Linked DNA regions of Mus musculus: region 2 is linked to region 1. Evidence: chromatin loops called from intact Hi-C (ENCODE). Cell type or tissue: heart. All regions are shown on one strand.

What was found. A loop is a pair of places that touch in the nucleus more often than their neighbours do. Peaks named below come from ENCODE experiments on the same cell type or tissue, not always from the same donor. Only the 100,000 strongest peaks of a DNase experiment are listed, where the experiment ranks them.
Region 2: it touches region 1 in a loop (3-fold over the local background); 3 of 42 quality-filtered maps call a loop at or near these places.

Annotation. Positions count from the first base shown.
Region 1 is chr10:11,147,292-11,152,291 of GRCm38, forward strand. It overlaps Shprh (SNF2 histone linker PHD RING helicase), which reads left to right and starts at 2,139. Exons shown (of 30, transcript NM_001077707.1): 1 at 2,139-2,295; 2 at 4,322-4,977. The coding sequence starts at 4,360. In heart, a CTCF peak has its summit at 2,129; a DNase peak (open chromatin) is centred at 2,090; H3K4me3 peaks cover 2,182 bases; H3K27ac peaks cover 963 bases.
Region 2 is chr10:11,343,186-11,348,185 of GRCm38, forward strand. Epm2a (epilepsy, progressive myoclonic epilepsy, type 2 gene alpha) reads left to right here and starts at 260. Exons shown (of 4, transcript NM_010146.2): 1 at 260-583. The coding sequence starts at 286. In heart, a CTCF peak has its summit at 2,120 (motif pointing left); a DNase peak (open chromatin) is centred at 546; H3K4me3 peaks cover 1,284 bases; H3K27ac peaks cover 1,097 bases.

The DNA.
Region 1 (5,000 bases):
CTGGCTTACAGGTTCAGCGGTTCAGTACATTATCATCATAGTAGGAAGCCTGATAGTGTTCAGACAGGCATGGTGCTGGAGAAGGAGCTGAGAGCTCTACATCTTAATTAGAAGGCAGCCACCAGAGACTGTGTCTTGCAGGAGGCAGAGCTTGAGCGCTAGCAGATGGTTTGCTCATGTGGCTTATGGGGGGAAAAGCATCCTTGTAACCTAAAAGTATAAACTGAAACAGTAAATGATGGAGAAGAAACTGTAAAGCTTTATCAGGAGAAAGAGAGCTAAGATTGGTTATGGGGTGGGAAGGCAGAGCAGTACAGAGTAAGCAAACCTCTTATGGAAGAACATGGCCTATAGGACTTCCACAGCTAAGGAGAAATCGGTGAGTGGCTTTAAACTTTAATTACAGGATGACTTTCTTCTGGGGAAATAATTCAACTGTTGACTTTAGGTTGGAGGTAAATACTAAAGCTGTAAAGGTTCTGTGGCTCTTAAAAAGTGTATTGCACGTCCCCCTTGATGGCAGATTATCTGCTTAATAAGTGTTTTCACCGAATATTTTGAGCTCATTGTTGAGATACACTGCTCAGAAAATTAAAAATATATACATTATTTTCAAATTATTGCTTCTAGGTTAATGTACCTAGTTACCCCAAAGCTTCAGTGCAGGTGTCTAGTGAGATTGATATTCTTTTCATGGCCATGGAGCAAGGAGTCACTTTGGTTGTTACATCTTTTTGTTTAAGAAATACATTCTAGGGAGATAGCGGAGAGTGAGCTCAGAGGTTATGAGATCACTCTTCTCTTGCACAAGATCTGAGTTCAGCTCTGAGCACCCATATTGTGTGGCTCAGCCTTGTCGGATAGAGTAGTGATCTCTTTCTTTGCAAACCAGAACTTGTGTTTATTTTTAACACGTTTCTATAGGTGCCTCCTCTTCTGCCAGCCAGGAGCTTGACTGAGCAGCCATCAGCTTCAAAGCAAATCCTCTATCAAGAGAAAGGTACTGTGCTGAGAATTCAGTCAAAATATTTAAACATTTTGATATTTATACTCTGTTTAGACATGATGTATACTTACTGGACCACAACACAGAAACCAGAAAAAAAAATTAAAATTTTCTTAATTGCAATATTTATCACTATGGACTGGATCCAAGCCTAGCTTAGACATGATACAACACACCTGTATTGTTTCCAAACAAGGCAGCTGAGTTATATGAAAAGTGGGGATTCACGTGTAAGATCTGAGTGTGTCCAATAAGTCGGTTCTCCTGTCTGTACTATCATTAGATTATTTACCATCTACTAGGTGGTAAGACACAGTATTTTCATGAACAGATGTCTCACAACAGGGAATTTCCAGAAAGCCAAATAACAAGCGAACCTTTTCCTCCCCTGGAATTAGCTCTGGTGATTACAAAACAACCAAACAAACAAACAAAAAAAAAAATTACTCCACAGAAAAAAATTCGAAGGACATACAAAGCACTTGGTAAACACACTATTGAAATCCTCAGAGGAGAGACTTTTATGTCTACTGAAGATAGAATTCTCCCTTTGGAAAAGATACTGGGAGGCCTGCTTCAGCATAGCTGTATAATTTTTTTTCTCTTAAAACGTTTAAACATTTAAAGCCTTAGTAATTTTCTTGGCAAGAATAAATTTCTCTCTGGCTTCATTTTTCTCAGTTCCTTTTGAAGACATCGTCTCTGCCTTTTTTTTTTTTTTTTTTTTTTTTCCTTAGCAGATCGAATTCTTTTGGTTTAGTGGATTAATTGTATATTTGTTTGGGTATTATAATTGCTCAGCATCGTGAATTCCGTTTTATGTAACTTTCTGCCTTTTTATGAAAACCACAACTCACATCAAGCCTACCGCTCTGGCAAAGAGCCCCGCCCTCTCTGGCAAGAGGTCCCGCCCCTTCTTTCGGGCCCCGCCCATCCTGCATTTGCTAAAGCCACGGGAGGCGGGGAAAAGAGAGAGGCACAACCACCGCGAGACTTAAACCGTCTTCTACCGGGACCTCAGGGACGGGACATGCGCAGAGGTGCTTTTTGAAGCCAACACCGGAAAGAGGGGCGGAGCGTCCCGACTGGTCCTGCGCGTTCGCCTGGAGCGAGCGCTCCTGCTGGCCTCCTCAGCTGGCGCTGGCGGCTTCCGGCCTGGGTGCCAGGCTTCACCCAGCGTGCAGCGCGCATGCGCAACTCCCGCAGGTGAGTGTGGCGACTGTGGGCCCGGGATCTGCAGCCTGCGAGGAGGGCCGGGCCCGGCGACAGGTGCCTGCAGAGCGGCTGAGGTAGGTGAGGGTGCGTGCGGGCTCTGGGGTTAGAGTCGCGGCGGAGGGAGGCTGGCTCTGCGCGTCAGGGAAACTCCGAGGGCTCCTGCGCAGCTCCGGGATCCGGAGTGATCGGCCCTGCGAGGCCCCGCGGCTCGGCCCCAGCCCGGACGTGGGCCGAGCCCTTCTCGCGTGGGACGGGTGCTTGCTGCCCACGCTTGCGTGCTGAGGCCCTGTCACGAGCTGTCCCTCCGGCTCCTTCTTCGAGGATAACTTGCCTTGCAGGCTGGCGGTGCGTGGGACGACAGGTAGCTGGGAGGGATGCAGAGGCCGCCAAGTTAGGCTGGCAAACTCTCAAGCATTACAGTCGCCTGCAGAAGCGCCCTGGCTCCTGTGCATTGTGTGCACTTTGACGCTGCAGGTAGCGCTAGGTTGGTGAACGAAGATGTTGGTTTCTGGTTAAGGTACCCTGTGGGAGGAACGGTATTGTTTACAGTCTTGCCTTTTCACCGTGGTGCCTTTTAATCCACTTGGCTTGAATTTATCATGGCAAGTCTATGTTTTTCTCCTACGTGTTTGCCTTTGCTCCTGTATTTGCCTAGGTCCCATGATCGCTAACACCACTTTATTCTTTGTCTAAGCTTTTACTCTTTGTCTCAGTTAGGGTTTTACTCCCGTGAATAGACACCATGACCAAGGCAAGTCTTATAAAGGATGACATTTAATTGGCACTGGCTTACAGGTTCTGAGGTTCAGTCCATTGTCATCAAGGTGGGAGCATGGCAGCATCCAGGCAGGCATGGTGCAGAAGATGCTTAGAACTCCACATCTTCATCTGAAGCCTGCTAGCAGAATACTGGCTTCCAGGCAGCTCTTGCAGTCACACACTTACTGCAACAAGGCCACACCTATTCCAATTGGTCCAAACCTTTGAATAGTGATACTCCCTGCCAATCACACTGTTAATCCATAAAACTAGTGTGTGTGTGTGTGTGTGTGTGTGTGTGTGTGTGTTCTTCCCTCCTCTGTATAAGGATCGATCGAAGTTTTGTTAACGCTTTGGGATTGTCAAGCTCATTGGAATTAAAAGAGCAGTGGTGTGGGGTTAAATACAACTAACATGTGAGACAGGCATTTATTTCTGATGTAGTGAGAGGTTTGTCTTCCTAGTTGTTGGCCATCAAGTATAGTATTATAATTTGTCTTCTTTAATGGGATTGTTTCTTAACTGAAAATTTCTACCAAACATGAGTGAAACTGTCACAGCATTTGATACATGAGATCATGGTTAAAGTGTTTCTTACCTGTTAGTTTTGTCCTTGAGGTGACCAATTACCAATCCCTTCTGATGGGAAGACACAGTGGGGTGTTCTTGTTGCAGCAGCTTGGTCACACCTTGTTGCTCACACCTGGGTAGATAAGAAAACAGACAGGATAGGAAACAAGACTGGTCCCCCAGGCTCAGCAACCAGCATCGGACTCCCTACTCCTAGGCCCCATCTCAGTTCTGACATGTAATCTGTGAGGAGCTTTTATAGCCAAAGCACAGCAGCTATTACTTGACTTAAGTCTTCTTATCAATTTACCTATTTTGAAGAGTTCACATTATATAACAGACTTAAGTTTTGTGTAAGGGCTACTGAGGAATGTGCCTAGTATCACAGGGTTATTGTTAAGATAAGGAACTGGGTTAGGATGTGCTTCATGAAATGAGGATATTTTCACTGTGAATGAAAGTCAGAGTCTTGTGTGTGAGAGTCCTAGAAAATATCCAGTAGAGGAGTGAGGCCCAGCCTAGGTTTGTGCACATTAGGGCTGTAAGCCTGAATATTGCAATGTTTATGTTTTTGTTTGGAACTATTTCCTCATAAAAGATATATCACCTCAGTGTTGGTAACCTTCACAGCAGATGTACATTGTTAATTTTCCTGGAGTCTAGATTTGCAGTTAGCCAGAGGCTTTAACCAGACTTGACTGTATGGACTCTATTCTCTTAGTTTTCCTGTCTTTATCCTGCCTCACACCAACTATTCCATTTGTCATTTAGAATTCACATTTACTTATCAAGAAAGTGGAAGCGTGAAAATGAGCAGCCGAAGGAAACGTGCTCCCCCGATGAAGGTCGATGAAGAAAGGCAACAGCAGCTTCACTGGAACATGCATGAGGACCTGAGGAGTGAGCCGCTCACCATGACGGTCGGGGAACAGGCCTGTTCAGATGCAGACTCTTCTTCTGATTGCATCATCATCGATGAAGGCCCTCCTGAGAGTGCACTTCACAGAGATAAGAAGAGGCGTTCAGAGACTGTGAGCGTCTTAGAGGCCACCGAGGAAGAGACCCGTTTGTCTGTGACTTTGAATGTTACAGTTTCTCCCTATCGTGTGGATAATTCTTGGAAAGCATTTCTGGGAGATTTTGCTCTTCAGCTTCTCCCCAAAGAGAGTTTAGTTGAACATTTTTCTGAAAGGACTTTTACATTGAGTCCTTCAGAGTCAAGCAGTCAGTTCCTGATCTATGTTCATTCAGAATGTAAAAATGTAGAGAAACAAGAAAATGTTCTTGAAGGATCAGCCGGTGTTTGTAGCAAGGGAATCCGAGTGGAATCCTCCTTCAGTAGTGACATGTTACAGGATTTGGCCTGGCTACAGAAGAGAAGAGGAATAAAACTCTACCAGAGACCAGACGGCACTCACACAATCAAGGTACTCAGGGTCTGTGGTGTTGT
Region 2 (5,000 bases), 200 kb after region 1:
TTCTTCCTTTGTTGACTTAGTAAAAGTGATTTCAGATCTCTGGGAAGACGACAGGACAATGTCGGGGTGTCGTTTTCCTCCCTCCTAGGTCCAGTGTGGGTCTCAGCCTCTCGCGAGCCCCGAATGCCCGCTTCCTGCGGCTGCAGCTCCACGGCGCCTGGGAACCCTGATCCCACGGCCGCGTGACCGGGCCACAAACGCGCGGCGCTGCACGTCTCGCGCCGCCCCGGAGCTCGCGCCGCCGCCGCTGCCGCTCGCCAGGCTCCCAGGACTCGGGCCACCGCCATGCTCTTCCGCTTCGGCGTGGTGGTGCCGCCCGCGGTGGCCGGCGCTCGGCAGGAGCTGCTGCTCGCCGGCTCGCGGCCCGAGTTAGGGCGCTGGGAGCCGCACGGCGCCGTGCGTCTCAGGCCCGCGGGTACCGCGGCGGGCGCCGCTGCGCTGGCGCTGCAGGAGCCCGGCCTGTGGCTCGCCGAGGTGGAGCTGGAGGCGTACGAGGAGGCCGGCGGGGCGGAGCCGGGCCGCGTTGACACGTTCTGGTACAAGTTCCTGCAGCGCGAGCCTGGAGGCGAGCTGCACTGGGAAGGTACTGCGCTCCCCGGCCCGAGGCCCGCACCCCGCAGCTCCCCGTGCACCCCGGCCGCGGCCTCGGGGGCGCGCAGCCCGCAGCTCGCGCGCCCCCGCAGCTCCCCGTGCACTTAACTGTTGGCCACCGCTCGCCCACCATCTTGACCCTACCCGGTTGCACAGCGATGCCCTGGTCCGGATCAAGACCCAGTTCCGAGGGTCTCCTGCCTTAGGCCTCTCTCTAATCCACTCCGAAGTGGCCCACCCCACACTACAAGGGGCCGCTTGCTGGAGGGAATTTTCCCTTAGATTTTTGAGACCGAATCGTGGGAAATAGCAAGCTCCTCCCCCAAAGTCAGGTCACCGCGATAGAAGACAATTGAGACATGACTTGATTTCTTAAAATATGTAAAGAGTAATATCGGTTGTAAAGAAATAATAAAAGTAAATAGCCACTTGTGATAGCACAAATCTGTAATCTCAGTACTTGGGAGGTTGAGGCAGGAGGATTGCTGGGAGTTCCCAGCCAGCCAAGGCTACAAAGTGAGAACTTGTTCCACAAAAATATTATAATAAGAATATATGATTGAAAGCAGCATTTCCACCATACAAAACCTAAACATATTGCCTGCATGCGCGCGTGTGTGTGTAACTGTTTGAACAAATATTGTACAATATATAATTTTGAGTATTTATTTTTTCTTTAACAATATTAATATAGCTCAGACTTATTTGCATACAGGTGTGTTTTACTTTTTAAGTGAAAAAAAAAAATACTGTGCAGCTGTTACTGTGCATTAAGGTTCCTTTTGGTTTTCGAGATTCTTGGATTGGAATCCAAGTGCGGTTTTCTTTCTAGCATTTGGAAATGTTTCTGTACAATGGATTTGGACAAGCCAAAATGTCGCCACTTTACGTTTCAGTAAGGAATGTGTTGAAAAATCCGTAGCAGCGTGTCCACCGACCACGCTGGGTGGATCGAGACAGCCTTTTCTGTGAAGGCAATGGGCGTGGTGGCAAACTGAACGTGTGTGGCTCAGTGGTTCTCAGAGTCCCGTGGAGGGAATGAATGCTTCTTGAGAAATTCGTATGGGCAGACAACCAGGCCATTAGCCAGTTCTTGTGGAAAACAAGAATGCAGAATAACAAAAAAACGAGACCCAAGAAAAGCACGTGGTTTACTGGGATCTGTTTATTCCCTTTGCTGGTCTTTTTGGCCACTCTTGGGTTTGATGGTCAGCTAGCACTTCATTATGTCAGATGTGAGAGCTGCCTGCCTTTGGCTGTCCTCCCTTTGCAGTGCATTTCTACTAATGTCACTGTGTCCTTTTTCCACAGTAAAATTACATCTGATAATTTTAATAACGGTGCGTGGTGTACTAGAGCACCCATTTCCAGGTCTCCTCCTTTATCAGCGTTTCTAATACCCCCAAAGTGCTGATGGTTGGGTTGCTATTTCTTAATGCATTCACTTTAACTTGTCTGTTTTCAATTTTTCTGCAGGTTACCACATACATTATATGTAGCTTGCAAAAAAGAGTATCTATTGACACCTACTGGAAATGCATAAAATTAGCAACTGTACATGCTATAAAATATAAAGAATTTAGTCCATTATCCCTGCTGGCTTTAATACCCTTATTTTAAATTATAGATGTGATATTGACTTTTATTTTATAGAGTTCATTTTATCCTATTAGAGACATTTCTTTTTAAAAAAGATTTCTAAAATAATACACACACCCCACTTATTCTCTGTACTCTGACTTGTTTTTTGAGTTAAGTTTCATGTGTTCATGTTCTGTTTTCTCAGTTATCAGGACCTTCTTGTAGATGGGTAGGTTGGTTCTGAGGATTGGAAATTAACAAGGAGATGCTGTCTTTAAGAGCATGGATAACTGTGTGGGAGGGGCTAAACTGTCTAACCCAGGAATATGGTTTGTTAGACCAGGGCAGATTAATGTGAGGCAATGCATGTACAGGTAGCCTGTAGCTGGTAGCATCCCTCCTTCCTCAGCTTCCAGAGTGCTGTGAAAGTTGTGAACCACTGTGCTTAGTACTTTTGCTATTGTCATTGCAAACCAAGACCTTGTACTCGCAGTCAAAAAAAAAAAAAAAAGGAGGCCTGGTATGGTGATGTATGTCTTAAAGCCCAGCACTCAAGAGTTCAAAAGCCAGCCTGGTGTACAAAGTGAGTTCCAGGATATCCAGAGCTACATAGAGACCCCATCTCAAAAACACCAAATTACTAAGTAAATAAAAGGGGGAAAATGAATTTCCAGAAGCAGACTCTGTCTCTGGATGAGTAAAGTCTCATTTCTTCACTATACTATAATACTAGCATTTTTACACAGGAGTACGCACCCAGTCCCCAGCAACCCTGAGCCAAAGAGGTTGGTTTCCTCATTAGCACAGACTAGAAAACCAGAACATAGTGGAGGTTCTTAGACTCTGCTGAGGAAGGTGGACAGAAGAAAAGGGAGAATTAAAAAGTGGACGCTTAAGGAAACTGAGGTAGAGCTGGAGAGATGGCTCAGCGGTTAAGAACACTGGCTGCTTGTTCTTCCAGAGGTCCTGAGTTCAATTCCCAGCAACCACATGTCTAGAGTAGACATACTGAGGATCCAGTATATGCTGGAGTTGGTCCATGGAGGTCGAGATTTATAAGCCAACTTATGTGAGTTTTTTTTTTCCCCTCTCTTCCTCTTGGGCAGACTGATTTACATAGGACCACCATATATTTTATTGAATAAGAGACAAGTGCCGTCCCTTTTGGCAGCCAGCAAGTTGAGAGCCCATCAGTTGTATAGGAACACTGAAGCTAGGAAGGTGAGTTGGTCTTGAAGGAGTGGTAGGGCCAAGGTTGACTGTTGGATGGTTTCTGCCAACTGGGTAGAGATCTACTGACATAAATATAAACTGTGACACCCCCCAGTGCCCCCCCCCAGCTCTGCATCCAGATCTCTATCAGCTACTGAGGTTGCCAAACCTATCCTACTCATGACTGAGAAAGTCACAGTCCACTGGTTTCTGTGTGTGATTTGGAGCAGAATGTAAACTTCCTCATTGATGTGTAGGGTGATTTGAAGAAGCATGGAGGCGCATATGGCATTCCTCCGTGATGTAGAGGGTGAGTTAGGGATTAGTTATTACTGTGGAATACAAAGGTGGCTCTTCTTCACTCAAGACTCTAAAACTATCTTATTTGAAATATAAAGTACAAAAACATAAGCTTCCACAAAATGTACAACATTGTAACTCTGCCAGACTTCCAGACAAAATTAGGAGTATTCAATCCATCATCCTTCCCAGACCAGTCAGAAGTTCTTAGATATGAATAACTTCCCGACACTGTGTCATCAGGAAAAACATCCAGTTGTATACCTTAGGACTGAAACTGAGTTTTTAAAAAAAGACCTAGGAAAGGAGTAGGGGAGTCTGCTGTTGCGAGCACAGCGCAGCAGTGTATGTTAGGGAGTGAGGAGGTGGAGAATCCGTCAGTTCTGTTCCTGGCAAGGGTTTACTTCAGAGGAATCATTATTTAGGCCGAGGCTAATATATATTCAAGAATGTAAACTTCTTTTCCTTTGGATTATCTGAAGACAAACTCTTAAAGTAGATGACTAAAACTACAGCCAAATCTGTCCCAGTGCTACATAAAAGGCAATGGAATCTAGACAAACCTGCCAGTTGTAAATTAAGGTTTATTTGAAAGGAAGGGGATAGATGGATGAAGGAAATTTTATTCTATACTCGCATATTCACAAAGTAGAACATTTTATATTTAAACTCCTTTTTTATTTATAGTATCTTTGCTCAACTACATCTACCTTACTAGAATTACATTTTACCCATTCATTTTAAACATTGAGAAAGAAAATGTACTTTTTAATTTAAACAAAAGTCAAACCCAATCCACTCTTAGTCCAGGCTTTCAGGTGTGTAGGGACTACAGTCAGGTCTAGAGAGCAATAGATGAGTCTTACCACACAATGCTAATATTTCATCTTTGGTCTAGCCATCTAGAAGGTCACCATCCAATATTAAACAATTAATCTACTGAACAGCAGCAATAACGACATTTGTCTCTTTAAAAGGAAAATCAACTTAAAGTTTGTACAGATGAAACACTAAAAATATTTTATCTATCAAAACATCCCTGTGGGTCTCACCTCTGCAAGACTGACATAATTTAATTACTTAATATAAAATAGAAAAATAGGCTCAGTTTGTATCTAAAAGAATGCTGAACTGGAGGGTATTGTCCTCAGAGACTAGGAGAAGAAGGAAAATTCTGGAGGAATGGATGAAGGCAGTGGAAAGGCTTAGTTTAGCCAATATCCTTGCCCAATAAAGGGGCTGGGCAGCTAGGTATGAAGAAGAAGACACGGACTATCAGATGGCTGCAGAGGGAACAGTGGAGGGGACCTATGACT